Regions from separate parts of the Homo sapiens genome. Here regions 1 and 3 are each linked to region 2. Evidence: chromatin loops called from intact Hi-C (ENCODE). Cell type or tissue: PC-9. All regions are shown on one strand. Each heading gives the region's core, and the rest is flanking DNA. Links, peaks and the distances in the headings are about the cores only.

Region 1 (6,341 bases), core at 679-5,678, 330 kb after region 2:
CTGGCACTGGACTACTATTTTCCATACATGATCTCAAGTAATACTCAAAACAACCCAAGTAGGAAAGTCCTGCTATTATTCCCATTTTACAGAAAAGGCACAAAGAGATAAATAATTTGCCCAAGGCCCACTAACTAATAAATAGTAGAGCTTCACTTGCAGTGCAGGTCTGTTGAACGATTCCAGAGCTAGGAATCTTAACAGCTATACCATCTTCTCCAACCATTGCTCCATCCTTTCCCCTCTCTCCCTCTCCACGCCCTGCCCAGAGGGTAACACACTTCCCTCTGCGCACCTGCACCCCTTCCTTCCTGGCACTAGTGTGCTTCTATAGCACTTTCCATGTTGTTTGTTAGACAGTTTTGTGTCTGCCTCCTTGTTAGAATCTGAGTTGCTTGAGATCCATCTTTTCTCTTTTCCTCAATAGTATATTCTCTGTGCATGGTATAGGGATGGATACATACTAGGTTCTTAGTGTTTGTTGACATGGATCTCTTCTCCAGAGCAAAAAGGCTTACTATGTATTCTAGGCATAATATTCAGCTTAATAGCAAGGTGGTCTCATCATATACAAATGAATATAGTAATAAGAGGTTCTTGCTCATTCTAGTTTTACCATGGAGGCTCCCTGGGATGATATCATTTAACTGTTGTTTTTAAAGCTGGATAAAGTTATTATGAAAAAAAGCAGGATAAAACTGATTTTAGCTGATGTTTTGATGCAATTGATGTTATCAGTAAAGAAGTGCTAATTTTACAAAACTGAGAGTACAGAATAAGTATGTGAGATAAGGCAGGATACTCAGGGGATGTCTTCCATGTTTTGATTCCTATGCAACAGCAGATAAACTACTAAAATCAACAGTTCTATTGAACAGAGTGCTGTTTTTAAAGTAAAAAAGGAGGGCTGTTAGGAGGGCTGTTTTTAAAGTAAAGAAGGGAAAGGTGCCTATATATTTTTGTGTCTCAGGCAAAGACTTCTGGTCCATTATTTAAAGAGTCAGCATTTTAGTTAAAACTTTATCAGATGTTGGTGAGATACTTCTGGACCCCTAGCCCTTAACTGAAAAATAATTTATGCACCTTTATTTGCTAATATGTGAATCATATTCAATTTTTTTACATCTATTATGGTAAAATAGGCTACGTGAAAGTTCTGTAGACAGAAAAACCAATTTCCATTGGTCCTGCTTCCAGACTGGGTCTTGAAAGCTGCACCCACCCTGAAGGACCCCTTCCTGCTCACAGCCCCACTCTGTGTGATGGTACTGTGTGCCCAACAGGCATCAACTCTACCCATGCGAGGCCATGGCACTCAGCATTTTTGTTTCAGGAGTCACACTATCTTACAAAAGTAGAAAAATATATTCAACTTCAACTTTTTGGACCCTTCAAAGAATATTGCTATGGATAGATGAGTTTTGGTTCTAAGAGGGTATTTTCTCCCCAAAGTACTACTTATCGGTTTGAAAATGATTAGCTAATTTGAACAGAGATCTTTCCATACAGCATTTTATGCTCTCTTCTTCTTGAACCAATAGTCAAAAGTGGTTTGATATTTTTTTCATGATTTATTGTCACCAGCATGAACATTTCTTAATGAACTCTGGTGCAAGGCTATGTTTTTTCTAGGGTTCATTAAAATTGATAAGAATTTGGGCTCTTGCATTAAGTGACCCGATGTAAACTCATTCCCTGCTGTGAATATAGATGTCAATGAAAGCAGATCTGAATTTCCTTGGATTTGGAAACCACTTTTGTCTACAGTAACAACAGAGAAATTGTGTAATACAATAATAACAGGTACATGCAGTGTATGTGCTAATTAATGGCAAATACAGTTGAGGTAAGGGTCAGCTATACCCTCCCAAGAATACTGTACCTGTTCTTTGGTGCTTTGATTTGGTGTGTATTTTATCCGCTCACAAGCTGTTTTTCCCCCACCTGGTTTATAACTGTATTTCAAATACATAAGGTTGCCAAACAGATGAGTTCCTTAGTAGATTAGGTGATGATGCAATGAGTTTGTTTATTTTATACCTGTACAATTATGTTTATCTACAGCATTCAAATGAGAGCTTGTATCACACAGTGGATAAGAGACCAGGCCTGGCTGTTTGCAAATCCTGACTCAGCCACTTAGCAGCTGTGTGCCTTTTAGGCAAGTCATTTAACCCTTGTATTCCATGGTTGTCTTATCTGTAAAATAAAGATAATAGTAGCACCTAACTCATGGGGCTTCTGTGAAGATTAAATATGTAGAGTCCATACAGTGATGCCTAGCACACACTAAAGACTCAGCTAATGCTGGTTTTTGTTAACATTGCTTATTGCAAACAGGATTGTGAATCTCAGTGTTAAATTGAGTCACTACAGGTGCTCAATATTCATGTCCCATCTATAATTCTGCTTCCTGCAAAGACCTTTTCCTAAACGTAATGAACCCTCTCTTTAAAATACCAGGGGAACTTTGATCTACTTTTCTTTTGGTGCTTATGTTGCTGTACCTACCACATAAGCAGTCATGAGGATACTGGCTCATTTTCCCAGTGGGAGAAAAACTCAGGAAAGGGCAAGAACTATAGTATCCATTACCTGCTCCTAAAGCACTGGCATTTAAGACCAATCAGAAACTAGTATGGAACTGAGAATAAATGAATATTTATATATTTGGCAGCTCTTTCACTCAAAAGTGATATATAAATTGCTTCTTGAGGAATGCCCCTGTAATGATAATCTTACAGAGGAGAACTTGCCCTGGGCATGCATAATGTTTACCATGAAAATAAAGTTTTCTAAGTGCTTTTTTGGACTGGCTTACTCTCAGATTTGCAAACCAGTAGAAAAACCAACCACTCCAAAGAATGTGACTTTCAGTAAGAACAGCAGGGCTTTCCTTTCATGCCCAAACCTTTCTCTGGGAAAAGGAAAATCAATACCCTGAAGGGGATTTTCCAGGTTTGTTTTCTCCAATTTTGCCCTGCTCGGGCAACACATGTTGACAGCCCAGATGGAAAATGTTGAAACACTCAATAAGGATGCTCTTCCAACTACATCAAGCTAAAGCCTGTGGGATATCCTTTCGATACAACTACACTTTTTCATACTCTTTCAATTCTCTCAAGTTAAGGAGAGAGAAATGTGAATTAAAGGTATAATACTTATCAGTGATAGGCAGTCTGTATGAATCATTGCTTATAGATTTTAGTCCTCGAACAGTTCACATTCTGTAAAAATAGTCATAAATTCTTAACTCAAAAATGTTTTATGGCTGAAGAAGAAAAGTTGCACGCTGTAGGGTGTATGTATTGTGTGGTTACTTCTAAAAATAAAAGTCATCTTTCAAGACACTTTAGAAAAACAAAAAAGGGATTCCTATCAGTTAAAGAGGAAGAGATGCCAGGAGGAGCATTGTTGTTTTGAAGAAAGGGAGGAACTCAGCCTCTGAAGAAAATACTACAAGTCCATCCCAATTTCTTAACTTACAAACACCTCCTACTCCCAGCTCCCACCTCCACTGCACCACTTCTCTGCTTTACCTCCTCTGAGGCTGCACTTTACCCTTTTAATCTCCATTATTCTCTCCTTGCTATGAAACAACCAAGCTAAACTGGACTCTTCACACCACCTTGTGGCACATCTAAAAACTTGGGATTTTTGTTTGTTTCTTTTACTCAGAAGTACTTCCAAAAGTCTTCATAATATGGTTTGGCTATATCCCCACCCAAAATCTCATTTTGAATTGTAATCCCTATAATCCCCATAATCCCTACGTGTCAAGGGAAAGACCTGGTGGAGGTAATCGAGTCATGGGGACAGTGACCCCCATGCTGTTCTCGTGACAGTGAGTGAATTATCACAAAATCTGATGGCTTTATAAGTGTTTGGTAGCTCCTGCTGAGTTCATTCTCATTCGTGCCACCTTGTGAAGAAGGTGCCTTGCTTCTCCTTTGCCTTCCACCGTGATTGTAAGTTTCCTGAGGCCTCCCCAGCCATGCTGAACTGTGAGTCAGTTAAACCTCTTTCCTTTATAAATTACTCAGTCTCAGGCAGTTCTTTATAGCAGTGTGAAAATGGACTAATATACTTCATGTAGCTCTTCCTTTTCTAATTAAGCTTTTTTAAAAATGGTAAATAACTAAAATTTTCCTCATCCCATTAAATGGTTGAATATATACTATTTTGTACTTCAGTAGTATGGATTCTTGTTAAGGATGACTTATCATCATTGGTATTTATGTTCTTAGTTTTGTCTTACCGATTAACAATGAACTTCTATAACATAAACTTCGTTTTTACTTCAAAAAACTTAAAACAGAATTACCATCGAATCAACAAAACAATGATAGCTTAAAATATAGACAACAGTAATAATAGGAAGCACAAGGAAATTAGCTGCACTTCTGCTTTGGACACACAGACCTCTTCAAATAGTCTGTAACAATCACAGGTCTGCTATTATTCCTCTCCCTTCCAATAAAAATCCTATACACATTTGATATCTCCCAGACCCTGCTTTGTTTCCAAAGATTCAGTAACTTGAAAAATATATGGTGTGTCCTAGTTGAACACTAAAGTCTTTGTACAAGAGCATGGGTGTTTGAAGACTTATTACAGCATTTGAATCAGGTTCAAGATAAAAGGGATTTGAACAAATAGCTAAAGGCATGAAAGTGTCCATGGATAAAAAGCAATGTAAGCTTCAGAGAAAATAACAGAGATTTCTAGATTTGGAAGAAAATTTCCAAACTCTCATTCATTACTGGAGGAGATGAAGAAACATAACAGGTTACACATGGCTTATTGGTAGCGGTGTGGGATGAGTCAAGGTCCTCTGATCTCCAGTTTATTGGACTTTCCTCCAACAGGGAAAGAGATTCTTGGCATCTTGAAATCATACCAATGACAGGAAATAGGACAGTGACAGTAATGGTCCCCTTCTAAATCTAGACTTACCTTGCTGCATTGTTCTAGGTTGTAATACACAGATTTCTGTATAGAAGGAGAAGATCTTGGAGACACAACAGTTCTAATCATAAAGGTAAATATACCAAATCACTTTGTCCAGCACTTCTAGATGACTCAATGAATGAAACGACAGGGCTACTTTTGGCTTTCTTGCCAGCCACACAGGCATATTTCAGCAGATCATTAGACTACACATTGGTTATGAATGAGTTTTCCAAACCTATTTTATTCTTGTGCTTGTAACAACTGCAGGCTCAGTCCTTTAGTCTGTACTGGAAACAACTGGAGCAGGCTCAGAATGAAGCTCTTGATGGATAACACTCCTCTCAGCTCATCTCATTTCCAGCAAAGTCTATCTTCCCTGTGACTCTTATATGTTCTACTCTCTCAGTCATGGATGTCAATGAAAAGTCTACTTAATGTAAAGTAGAACATCACATCTGATTTTTATAATATTCAGCTAAGGAGAATTTCCCTCTTATAAGTAAAAATTCTCTCTCATTTGAATTATGACACACTGACCATTTCTTTTTGTCTCTCTCTCTCTCTCTTTTTTTTTTTTGAGATGGAGTCTTGCTCTGTCGCCCAGGCTGCAGTGCAGTGGCGTGATCTCAGCTCACTGCAACTTCTGCCTCGTGGGTTCAAGTGATTCTCCTGCCTCAGCCTCCTGAGTAGCTGGGATTACAGGCGTACGCTACCATGCCCAGCTAATTTTTGTATTTTTAGTAGAGATGGGGCTTCAGCATGTTGGCCAGGCTAGTCTACAACTCCTGACCTCAAGTGATCCACCCACCTCATCCACACTGACCATTTCTTATATGACTCTTGTATCTGTACTTGAGGGGTAAATGTTGGGAAAGATGCAGGAGCCTTTGGAATCTGGCATGCCTCCCAAGCATGTGGTGTTACATGATCCACATCACTGTTGTTGAGCACAAGAGAGACAGACATGTTGGGACAGCTGTCATTGTGTGATGTCAAAGAAGGGGTTTGCTGCAGGCTTTGGCTTGACATGCTTTGAAATATTTCTCAGCTTTTTGGAAGTATAACTATATTTTCCATGTAAAACAGATCAATTTTTTTATTCTGAGAAAATATGTTACATGAGAGAGACAACATGGAAAGCTGCCTGTGCCTACAGGATTCTAGCTTTTTTGAATCTCTATGATCAAGTTAGGACCTGAGCCCCATCCAGAGAACAATCATCACTAACACATTATATCATTGAGCTACTAATCTTTATGTAACATAATGTGTCTAAGCATTCAGACAACAAAAGCTGAGGTAGTACAAAATAGGGGCCAAGAGACTGGCCTCAGGGTCACATCATATAAGTTTTCCAATATGTAAAATTGAAAGATATGTCTTTAGGT
Region 2 (6,341 bases), core at 491-5,490:
GGTAGTGGGGGGCTGGCGGGGAGGTGGAGATGGTTAATGGGTACAAAAAATAGAAAGAATGAATAAGACCTACTATATGATAGCATAATAGGGTAACTATAGTCAATAATAACTTAATTGTATGTTTTAAAATAGCTTAAAGAGTGTAATTGGATGATTTGTAACTCAATAGATAAATGCTTAAGGGGATGGATAACCCATTCTCCATTCTGCACTTAGTTACCATTGAATGCCTGTACCAAAACATCTCATGTACCTCATCAATATATACACCTACTATGTACCCATAAAAATTAAAAATCAGGTGAGCGCCTTCTATGTGTCAAGAACAGTCACAGGTGCTGGTGAGGGCAGGGAGGGAAGACAAATAGATAAATATGTGTGTCGATTTTTTTTTTCTTTTTAGTGCTTTGGGTAAAGTAAATTGTTTTCATTTGTCTGAGAAGATTGACAAAGAAAGAGAGAAAAATAAACACACTTTTCTAATAGGAAGAGAACACTAAATATGACAATGAAGCTTTCCCATGGAGCCTGGACATGGCCTCAGAACATTCTCAACACAGAGCTCAGGAGAGCCACTAGCAGTCATTTCCACTTGCATGGAGTGGAGACCTATTCCTTATCCCATCCCCATCCCTAACTGATGTTCTGCTCCTCCTTTCTGTTAACTTGTGGGTTGTGGTCTATTATTCTTGCTTTTGTATCCCAACATTCTCTCATGGATGATCATTTTAAATTATGTTTTGTAATTTTGAATTGCGAACTCATCTTAGACTTCATCTGTAGAAATCCTCTACAACCTGACTTGGAACTATGCCCCTCTGAAGAGGTTTCCAGTTTGCTTCAGTCAGATACCCGAGATATTTGTATATTGGGACTAACTATTAATCTCCTGGCTTGGGGGTTCTCAGACCATATAGGTAGTACTGTTTCAAACCTCAAGGAGTTTTATGGGAAGACTCACAGATATAAATGGTGAGGAAAATTGTTTTCCTATCCAAACAGATCAAACTGTTTCTCCTTGTGCTAGTGAGTGGATTTTTTCTAACCCACCCCTTCAATGAAGTTTTGGTTCAGTAAGTGTTCTGGCTTTATTGGGGGATGGTCATGGGGTGATGGTTGTAGTTTCAGCTTCATCAGCTGGGTTCAGCGTTTTACATTCTGTGCTCATATGGGTGCTAAAACTGCAGACTTTTGGTTACTGGGACTGGAAACTCTCCTCCCTTCCAAGGTGGCCTCCGTGTTATTTGGCACTCATAGTTTTAAATTTATTATTATTTGAAGGCCCTGTAGAATTCCTCTTTTTTCTTGAGAGCTCAACAATGCATTTAAAATAATGTTGGCTATATTTTACCCACAATTTCTAGGTTTGTAGTGGGAGAATGTTCAGTTTATCTACAGCTCAGAAACATAAATCCATCTAGCAAATTCTTAACACCTGAGGTTATTCATTCAAGTAGTCCTTAGCACCCATAGATATATTTAACAACAGAGTAGGACCAGTGACAGCTGCTCCTTCTCTCATTATTGGAGCCCTTTACAGATCTAGATACAGAAGACTGAGTCCTGCTTGACTCTCCCACAGCAGAAACAAATATTATATTACACACATGACCCATATTACTGATTTTTAATATACAAATCTGGTCACAATTTTTCTGTGTAATTTAAAAAAATCCAGATGCCTGGATTTTATTCTTTATGCAAGAATCCAGTGTCTCTCTTTTGAGGTCTTACTTTCTCCCCCAAATTATTGAAGAATTCCTCAGGATTATTCAATATAAAGGGAGTTGGTCCTCTTCCAAGCCCCAGACAGAGAGCATTGGAGTCAGCTGTCCCTCAGTGCAGCTATCTAAGTCATTGCCACAAGGTGTCGCTGTTGGACATGGGTCTTGCTAGGTTCAGAGGCCAGTTTGCAACTGCAATTTCATCCGTGCTGGTACTCTCATTTGTAAAATAAGGTTACAGTCTTCAGTTCACTCCAGGTTTTTAGCAATTGTATTCTGAAGCTATGGGAGAGTAGCTGGTCCTGAGGGCCTTTTTAGCCTTAGCTAATGGTGTGCCAAACCACTTCTTTCTCACTTAGGTTTTCCTGCTCTCTTGCATTGCATTAGTGTTTAGACTGCATATAAAGAATATTATGCTTCCACATTATTTTGATTTCTCACTTAATACTGATAAAGTATTAACTCTCATGGATACAGTGCCCTGCTATCTCATAATTTTTTGATCCTCAAAACTCACTCTGTGCAGGCAGCACCGAACCCCAGAGAGAGGCAATGACCTTCCCAGGGGATTTCTACAAATTAATAGAAAAACTGGAACTCCACTGCCCACTGCAGCACCACCATGTCTTTCGGACAGTACCTCTTGCCACATGGTAAGCAGTTTGAGGTAAAAATCAAATATCTTCTATACAGCTGCACATACCCTTGCTCCTCTAAGTGGAATTCACCTCACTCATGGTCTGCTCTGAATCCTAGCAGTTGCAAACACAACACCAGTGGTTCTCAAATGTAGTGCTGGGACCAGGAGTATCAGCATCACCAGGAAATTTGTTAGAAATGCAAATTTTCAGATCCCACCTCAGACCTACAGAGTCAAAAACTCTGAGGATGGAGACCACCAATCTTTGTTTTAACAAATCCTATGCCAAGGATTCTGATGACTTGGGAAGCCCTGTCATAAAACAATATTTCATCTATTAGGTGCTCCAGATACAGTGCTTATGGATATAAAGTTTTAAAGGCCTACAAAAATGTTTGTAAAGTTTTGTCTCCAAATCACAAAAGAAAATTACTAAAGTGTAAATCAAGACTAATGGACTGACAACAGTGGCTCGCATCTATAATCCCAGCACTTTGGGAGGCTGAGGCTTGAGGATTGCTTGAGGCCAGGAGTTTGAGACCAGTCCAGGGCAACATAGCAAGACCCTGTCTCAACCAAAAAAAAAAAAAAAAATTAGCCAGGCATGATGGTATGTGACTGTAGTCCTAGCTAGTTCAGAGGCTGAGGCAGGAGGATAGCTTAAGCCCAGAAATTTGGTGCTGTGGTGACCTATGATCATGCTATTGCACTCCAGTCTGGGTGGCAGGATGAGACCTTTCTCCCTAAAACAAACAAAAAATAAATATTTTATTAACTATCTAAACCATAACAGAATAATATGTCAAATTATTCAGCTAATCTGAATTCTTAGAATTATCTATGTATATAATATGTTTAAAGCCTCCAAAAGGGACTTGTTTTGTCATTTGGTTCTTAAATGTAGAGATTCAACTACTCATATGGCATCTCTGCAGCTGAAGGTTAAAAATCTGGGAATGACAGTTGTCAATTTCTAGAGACGTCTTCAGATGGCCACACGATGTCAGTGTAATACAAAAGAAAGAGCAAATGACTCTATTGCAGTGGACTTCCATTGCAATGTCTTTTGAAACAAAATCATTAGGGGCAAGCGAAATGAGGGGGAAAAAAACCCAAACTGTATATAATCCTATTAGTCTTTTATGGCAGGGTGTCATGTTTTATTTTTATTTTCTTCCTATCTCTGCTCTTTTACCTGTGTGTTCTCCAGTGTAGCTGGGTTAGATGTTTAAGTAACATAAAGGGGAAAAGAAAAGAGAAAGAATTTTACTTAGCACTTATATATGAGCTACTATGTACCTAGCACAAAATAAATGCTTCAAAGGATCCAATGAATGAAATACTAAATGTTGATATTTACGTTGACATACAGTGCATTTATTACTGCTTCCTTTTAAGATGGGGAAAGGTTTAGGAAGGTTAAATTACATTCTAAGATCACACAACTGGTAAATGTGAATCCAGGATTTAAATGCAGGTTGTTGAAACACTAGAAACCTCTAATTTTTTCCCAAAACCATGTTGCATCTCTGAGAAGTAGTGTTGATGATGAATATTGTCTCTAGACAATTTTTAGTGTGCAAGGAGTATTGGTGCCATTAACTATTCCTTTGGGATCTGAAAACTTGTGAAATAATTTAGCCTTTTTGTGCCAGTATATTCAATATATCAAATACAGTATATTTCCATCTAAGAATAATTATTCTTTAAGTATGAGGAGTACAGATTTGCTATAGTTGAGCTGAAATTCAAAAGTTGACATTTAAGGAAAAATTTTCTTATTAGAGAATCTATTTTGAGACTTTATTACTCCCTGTTCTCTTACAAGACTTTAAGTACAGCAAGTCTCATCAATCTGTTTTGTATTGGTTGCTTAGAGGCAGTCTGTGGGTGCTGTATGGTTTGTCAACTATATAGTCACCTCCTAAAAATGGTATTATTGCTTGAGCATAAGCCTGAATGACAGAATAGCCCACAAAAGCTATTGACAGATGATTGTCTCTTATTGTTACTACAACTAGGGCAGATGTAATATGAAAAGTTTAGCTCTTAAATACTCCTTTCATCCAAGTCTGTACTTAGATTCTTGGAAACACATCTCATTGCATGGTCCAGGGCTCCCCTACCTGCTACCTCTCTGCTCTGCCCTCAGTATTTTAGGAGGTGTTCTAATTAAGGAATGGAGGTCCAACACAAATAATTTGCTCAGCAGTAAGTTCATGCTGGCAAATAAGGATCTCTCATTCATTTTAGTCTTTGCAAGGTTGTAGATGATTATCTATTGCTATGGCAAGATGTTCTTGACATATTGAGAAGTGGAAAAAATGGTTATCAAATAGTTTGTACAGTATTTAACCATTAAAATTATATTTATTGAACAATTTAAATGGATATACACACCAACATGTAATAGTGTAGTACTGTTCAATAGGAATGCATGAGTCAGGCTGGGCGTGGTGGCTCATGCCTGTAATCCCAGCACTTGGGGAGGCCAAGACAGGCAGATCACCTGAGGTCAAGAGTTCAAGACCAGCCTGGCCAACATGGTGAAACTCCATCTCTACTAAAAACACAAAATAAATTAGCTGGGTGTGGTGGCAGGCACCTGTAATCCCAGCTACTCAGGAGGCTGAGGCAGGAGAATGGCTTGAACCCGGGAGGTGGAGGTTGTGGTGAGCCGATATCACACCGTTGTACTCCAGTCTGGGCAGCAAGAACAAAACTCTGTCTTAAAAAAAAAAAAAAAAAAGAAGAAATACATGAGTCATATATATAATTGAAAATTTTTCAGGAGTCCCATTTAAAAAAATAAAAAGAAACAGGTAAAATTAGTTTCAATGATACATTAATATATTCTTAAATATATTACTTTATACATTTATATAGTTATATATTTTACATAAAATATACAAATATTTAGTATATTTATATTTAAATATATTAAATTAATCTATTAATATATTTAGTACTATATTAATAATATGTTAATGCCACATAGTAAAAGTGATATATTTTATTTAAGCCCGATACAATGTTGTTATTTCAATGTATAATCATTATAAAATTGATATATTTTACACTTTTTTATACTTAGTCTTTGAAAGCACATCTCAACTTGGACACTAAATTTCCATTGAAAATATCTGATTTGTGTAGAGATTTTATAAAATTTATGACTGAAAACAGAGTCATATACTTGAATTATTCTAGTCATACATTAAACTTTTTCAATAACTGAACAGAATATTGCTTTTTAAAGTTAAATAAATTCAAATTAAATAAAGTTTAAAAGTTAGTTCCTTAGTTGCACTAGACACATTTCAAACGCTCAGTAGCAATGTGTGGCTAGTGGCGACGGCTCTGCATAGTGCAGTGGTAAAGGATTTCCGTAGCACCTCAAATTGCATTTTCACGTATAGACCTAGAGGATGGCTTTTCCGGTTCCTGCCAGCTTGTCCTGCTGTGTCTGGAATTGGTGGGTTCTTGGTCTCACTGACTTCAAGAAGGAAGCCGCGGACCCTCGCGGTGAGTGTTACAATTCTTAAATATGGTGTGTCCAGAGTTTGTTCCTTCTGATGTTCGGACGTCTTAGGAGTTTCTTCCTTGTGGTGGGTTCGTGGTCTTGCTGGCTTCAGGAGTGAAGCTGCAGACCTTCGCGGTGAGTGTTACAGCTCTTTTTTTTTTTTTTTTTTTTTTGAGACTCTGTCTCGCTCTGTCACCCAGGCTGGAGTGCAGTGGCGCGATCTCGGCTCACCGCAAGCTCCGCCTCCTGAGCTGAGGCCGTTCTCCTGCCTCAGCCTCCCTAGTAGCTGGGATTACAGGTGACCGCCACCATGCCTGGCTAATTTTTTTGTATTTTTAGTAGAGACGGGGTGTTAGCCAGGATGGTCTCTATCTCCTGACCTGGTGATCCGCCCGCCTTGGCCTCCCAAAGTGCTGGGATTACAGGCGTGAGCCACCGCACCTGGCTGTGT
Region 3 (6,341 bases), core at 491-5,490, 370 kb after region 2:
GGGGCAAAAAGGGCTTCAAAATGGAATGGAAAATGCAACATTCTGAATTGACTTTTACTGTTAATACTAGTACTGAATCACTTACTTTTCTTAAACAATGTATAAAATACCACACAAAAGTGTAATTTCATTTAGTTTATTAATATGATCCAAACAGATTTAGCTTAAGAGATGAGGACAGGACATAAAACAAGATTTGGCTGAGCTATATAAAGAAAACCAAAAGAGTGACAAGATTTTCAATTGGTGACAATTTAAAGTCATTTATTAACTAATATAAAAATAAATCTACAATAGAACCATGACTTAAACTGAGCCAGTATGTGGTACATGTGTCACCCAAAGTCAGCAAGGAACCATTCAGAACTTACACCCTCCTGGACTGGCTCACACGGCCTGTCTTTGATCTGGAACCTCATATAAGTCACCTCACAGCACTGGGTTTGCAGCCAGCTACATTTTTTCTCCTCAGCCTATGATCAGTTATTAATACATACCATTTCTATGTTTCCCATAGCCTCTTTCTTTTCAGATAGTGACAGAGCTCTAGAAAAAACTCATCTGGCCAGTACTAAACAGGGAAGGTGAAAAAAAGTACTTTAAGATGGGTGTGGGGTCATTTGGGGTACCAACAGACTCAGATAAACAAGGGAACCAGAGTGGGCATCAACAAAAAGCATTGAGGTAAGGGGCCCAGTGGTAATTCACAGAAAAGACCAGAACTGGACAATATTAAAGTCAGGAAGAATGGCTGTTACACTTGAAAAGTCACACTAGAAGAACAACAAAGAAGAAGAAAACTGGAATGAACAGTAGTCCCTTTTATATTTTTTAAAAGGAAGGAATTTTTTAAAGAAATATAAAAGTCAAGTCAAAAAGTGAAATAGCAACAATGAGTATTTAAATAAAACAGAATGTAGTAGGAAAGAAAGAATTCTTTTATTCCCACATGACAGCCCAATTTTTTAAAATGGTTATCTTAAGTCAGGCCAGTTTTATTTTATTGACCATGTATATATAACATCAGATATTTCTAAGAAAGAGAAGAGAACCTGATTGATGTCTCTCATGTAACATGGAAAGGAAAAAGGAGGGAGGGAAAATGGGGAAGAAAAGTCTCCACACTCTTCATGCCCAAAGTGGACACAGTCTTTAACCTGTACTTCAAATGACAGGTTCAGATCATAGAAAACATTGTCAAGTCCAACAGAATTTTGATCACAAGCTCTTGGTGCTCAGCGTGCAGCTGAGTAGCAGAAGGCAAACAAGCAAGTTGATGGAGAAATCTCTGTGCAGGGAAGAGGAAGAAGACGTGCCACACACCAAAGGTTCTGCTTTATAGGGTCTTTCTATATCTGGAGGTAATGCTGTCATTCCTTGAATCTGAAAATGGAAGCACAAACAATGCAAATGAACATCTGATTTAAGGCAGCACAGTGACCAGGCCGCTCAGCTGCCCACACTTCTGCAGGGGATAAAGGGGGCAGGAGTGGTTACCAAAGGAGTCACACACTGGGGGAGTCAGAAACCTAGGGTTAAGGAGGAAACAGAAAAGAGGGCCAGGCACTCCTTTGGAAAAGAATACAAAGCAGGCTCTATTGCTTTTTGCAGCACTCATTCCGGCCTGTTCCTGCTCTATCCCAACCTTAGTTTTAGAACTAATTTTTCTCTTGAAAGGGGGTAGAATGAGGAGTTTTCAGTCAATCCAAGTAATCATTGAACAAAAATTATCAGACATTAGAAGGCAACTGGACCCCTGGATTTATGGATATTTGTCTTCTCCTTAGGTTTTCCTGTAATAGATTCAGATAAAATGTGTCATCTGGGTTGTCAGAGGTTAAAAAGAGCTTACCGACCACTCAGCATTGTCTGTCTTGGAACATCTCACATTCACTGGCAGGCTGAGGACCAGCTTGTTGAAGGAGAGACCTTCCTTTTTAGTCCATTTAAACTTATTCATAGCATCCATGAAAGAAAGGTTTTTATATTGCTTGGGACTTTTGATAATGAAAGGCCAGGTCCTGAATTTAAAAGACACAGTTAGTCATATTCAGAACAAATGCATTACATGTTTCCTTTACTTTTCAGCATCCTAAAATAGATCTCACACTTATTCATTTTCATACACATAGATAACCTAATGCAAAATGTTGATGAGCTCATCAGTGATTACTAGAAGAAATACCAAATAAAAGATTTTTAAAGAATGATATTTATTTTTTAGTAGCAGATTGGCATTAATTTTATTTTTAATTTTATATTTTTTAATAGATATGGGGTCTTGCTATGTTGCCCAGGTTGGTCTGGAACTCCCAGGCGCAAGCAACCCTCCCACCTCCACCACTCAAAGTGCTGGGATTATAGGTGTGAGCCACCATGCCCGGTCAAAATTTAAACAAATAATTTTGTCTCAGAAAGCTTCTACAGAGTCTCACAATTCTACATTAATTTGGTTTGGTTCTAGTTAAAAAATTAACTGGTAAGCATTCATTTCTGAAAAGTACAATGCTAATGGTGTAATCAAGAAACCTGCAGGTTCCTAAAAGATACTGTGAGAGATGGAAAGTTCAAACCCATACACTATAAAAGCCTGACCCCTGCTGGCTGATCTGTTTTGGCTTAGCTAAGTGAGAAGACAAATACAACAAAAAATGTGATTTGATCAATGCTTCAAAAATTTTACTCATTTCTCAAAAGAAGACATACATAAGGCCAAAAAACATGAAAAAATGCTCCACATCACTAATAATCATCAGAAAAATGCAAATAAAAACCAGAGTGAGATACCATCTCACCAGTCAGAAGGGCTATTATTAAAATGCAAAAAAAAACAACAACTGATATTGGCAAGGTTGCAGAGAAAAGACAATGCTTATACATTGTTGGTGGGGATGTAAATTAGTTCAGCCAACTGTGGAAGCAGTTTGTAGATTTCTCAAAGAACTTAAAACAGAACTACCATTCAACCCAGTAATCCTATTACTAGCTATACACCCAAAGGAAAATAAATAGTTCTACCAAAAAGACCACATGCATTTGTATGTTCATCATAGCACTATTCACAATAGCAAAGACATGGAATCAACCAAGGTGTCCATCAAAGGTGGACTAGATAAAGAAAATGTGGTACATATACACCATGGAATACTATGTAGCCACACAAAAAAAGAAAGAAATCATGTCCTTTGCAGCAGCATGGGTGCATCTGGAGGCCATCATCCTAAGTGAATTACACAGGAACAGAAAACCAAAAACCGCGTGTTCTCACATATAAGTGGGATCTAATCATTGAATACACATAGACATAAAGATGGGAAAAACAGACACTGGGAACTACTAGAGAGAGAGGGAGAGAGGGAGACAAGAATGAAAAAACTACCTGTTGGGTGCCTGGCTCACTACCTGGGTGATGGAATCATTCATACTCTAAACCTCAGTTTCACACAATATACCATTGTAACAAACCTAAACATGCATCCCTTGAACCTAAAATAAAAGTTGAAATTTTAAAAATGTACTGAGAAAAAAAATACCCTATATAGAATACACTCTGCCTTCACCTGCCACTCCAAAAATCACATGCCAAATATTCAAGAAAGGAAAAAGAAATCACAAGAATGACATGAGCAGACAGAAGAAGTGACAGAAAAAGTGAAGTGAAAAAGTGAATGACATAACTTGCTTGAAAAGATAGTTTTCAGGTGTTGTCTTTCATTAAATATAAGTTTTATATTATTGATTCCTGAAAAAGGGAAAAGTGTAAGTGCTGGCATGTCACAAAATTTTACATTAATCCATGGACCTTGCAGGAAATTATCATGGTGACTAGAAAGTATCTGGCACTCATAACATCCCAAGATGTTACAGTAATTTCTATAATTATCAAATAATCTCAGCTGAAGAATATACATTAATCTTCATATTTTTAAAATTTATTTATGTCATTTCTCTCTCCCTCTCTCTCTCTCTCTCTCTCTCTTAACATACATAACCCACTCAGGCACATTGAATATCATCTTTTTAAGTAAATTAAAAGTTCCTTATTAATTTCTTGGAGTTATAAAGATAATTTTTTATGTCTAAATTTGAAATATTTCTTCCATATCTAATAAGTGAGACAATGAGGAAAATAGGTAATATATATAGATCTTTACATTTTTCATAATTTCCTTTAATTAGAATCAATATATATCTTTGTTGAGTTTTAAATGCATTATTTTATACAAAGACCTTAAAGTGAAGCCCCATAAAGTAAGAGCAATCAGCATTGCATTACATAAACATACCTAGCAATGGCCTAAAATCTATAGCATTTGAAAATTAAACATATTGTGACAATTTTGTAGAGACACAATCCAGAATTAGTATCAAGCAAAAACTTGACTTGAAAGAAGTTATTATATTTGCATACAATGTCCTTTTAAAAGCACTAAAAGCTACAGCTATTGATCATTTTAAGTCAATTATTAAAAATAAAATTTACTTTTCAAAAAGATAAAATGCCTAATTTGAAAAAGAGAAAATCAATTTTATAACCAGATAAATGCTAGGGGAAAATCATCAGTCTGTAACCATCTGAAACACCACAAGGTGGCACGACAGCTTTACTATGGTGCTTAGGTTGCCTAAAGCCTCTGGTGCCCCGCTGTTAAGAGTGAATAGTGTGACCATTATACACAGATGAAATCTTAAAAAGCTTTGCTGCTATAATAATTTACTAAATTGCCTATTATTGAGATTGTCCAACATAAAGTGACAGAAGAGGTGTAACCCCATTTGTCAGTTTTTAGAACAGATATGTAGAAAGGCCAAGCCCAATGGCGCGTATGTTGGAGACAGAATGACTGAGGCTGGGTGACCTGGGGATGTGGTCATCAACCTTTCTGAGATGGCATCTTTGTCTCATATTTATCATCTCCTTTCCACTCCCACTAACTTGGTTTAGGCCCCTGTTCTATAATAACTTTATACTAATAAACATCCTACTTGTCATCTCTAACCTTTCTAGCCTATCCTACACACTTCCAAATTATTTCCTAGAGAAAAGAGCAGACAGAAAAAGTGAATATTTATCCTGAATACTTTTTTTCAAAAAGACTAAGCTTTAAACCAGGTAACCTTAAAGTAGCAAGTATTTCTGCTTTTACTGGGATTAGGGATTAGTTGGAAATAATTGGGAATGTTACAGAAATAAAAAGTTACATTTCTGCATATCTTGTCAGTGTGTAAATGTCTCTCCATACATACATGTAAACGAATGGTATTATATATATATATATATATATATATTACTGTAGTCAATAAAAAACAGTGTTATTATTATGCTTTAATATTGATGGGTAATTTTCCTTTGTAAATTCCATCTAAACTCTGAGACATGTTTTTCTAAGAAGATAGCAAAGTTGACTGCAATACACCATGGTAGAGTAATTTTTTAAATTTTTAAGTGGAACATAAAGCTATTTATTCTTATAAATTCAAACTGATCAATGGAAATTTTAAAAGTTTAATGATTTTTATACTTGGTCCCTCTGTTCTATATAAATTGAAAAGCAGATGGAGAAAAATAATCTGTGGTTACATTTCTTATCTGAGCCTCTCTGGACTCCTGTTTTAAAAGTTTTATTGCTAATGTCTTTCTCGGGGTAGAGAAGGAGAAGGAAGGAAGAGAGATGGAAGATTTAACCAAGAAACAAAGTCCATGTACTTATAGCTAAATGAACTATATTACACACTCTCCATCCATCAAGCAAGTAAACATGTGATCAAAAACTAGCAAAAGGAACAAAAATTCATTAACAGACTTCCACTTTTGGCCATGTTGGAGTAACTGACACTAACTTCCTGTAAAAAACTCAAAATTCGACAAACCATATGAAACAGCTGGTTTGGACATTGGAAAATAGCACAGAACTATGATCCCCAAAAGGAAGGAAACAAATAAGGTGTTTGAATATTATGTTCATCCCAGCTTTCTGCCTAGAAGCATTCTCTGAACCAGAATGCAGGAAAGGGAATTTCGAAACAGAAAATGACGATCTCAATAAGTTAAGGAGATGAAGACCAGAGTTAAGGGAGTCTGAAGAAGCTTACATATTCAAGGTAGACTACTGCAGAGGAAAAATTTGTATAAGGATCCTCTGAGTCAGTAACTAAGCAATAAGCCAACTATATTTAGGGTAAAATCCACAAGACTGGGCAATGAACAACTAGAAGATTGTGACCTAAACAATTCCCAGAGCCTGTATAGAGCTAGCAGACATTTGAGCTCAAACTAGCCAGAGTGGAATGTCTCTGTTGACTACACGGAGTAAACATCTATTCTAGACTCACGCTAACAA

What was found. A loop is a pair of places that touch in the nucleus more often than their neighbours do. Peaks named below come from ENCODE experiments on the same cell type or tissue, not always from the same donor. Only the 100,000 strongest peaks of a DNase experiment are listed, where the experiment ranks them.
Region 1: a loop joins it to region 2, with 15 times the contacts of the local background. A loop is called at or near these places in 17 of 110 quality-filtered maps.
Region 3: a loop joins it to region 2, with 15 times the contacts of the local background. A loop is called at or near these places in 21 of 110 quality-filtered maps.

Annotation. Positions count from the first base shown.
Region 1 is chr6:132,255,658-132,261,998 of GRCh38, forward strand. No RefSeq gene overlaps it. Among named protein-coding and RNA genes, the nearest start is that of LINC01013, 130 kb to the left of the region's middle. In PC-9, for the core only: CTCF peaks have their summits at 3,633 and 3,835; no DNase peak of the experiment used is centred there.
Region 2 is chr6:131,921,691-131,928,031 of GRCh38, forward strand. The region is part of intron 2 of CCN2-AS1 (CCN2 antisense RNA 1); the gene reads left to right. Among named protein-coding and RNA genes, the nearest start is that of CCN2-AS1, 23 kb to the left of the region's middle. In PC-9, for the core only: CTCF peaks have their summits at 1,888 (motif pointing right), 2,089, 3,359 (motif pointing right) and 3,560; a DNase peak (open chromatin) is centred at 1,891.
Region 3 is chr6:132,295,935-132,302,275 of GRCh38, forward strand. MOXD1 (monooxygenase DBH like 1) reads right to left here. Exons shown (of 12, transcript NM_015529.4): 11 at 1,853-2,021; 12 at 121-1,383. The coding sequence ends at 1,219. Among named protein-coding and RNA genes, the nearest start is that of MOXD1, 100 kb to the right of the region's middle. In PC-9, for the core only: CTCF peaks have their summits at 2,613 (motif pointing left), 2,812, 4,590 (motif pointing right) and 4,795; DNase peaks (open chromatin) are centred at 2,597 and 4,617.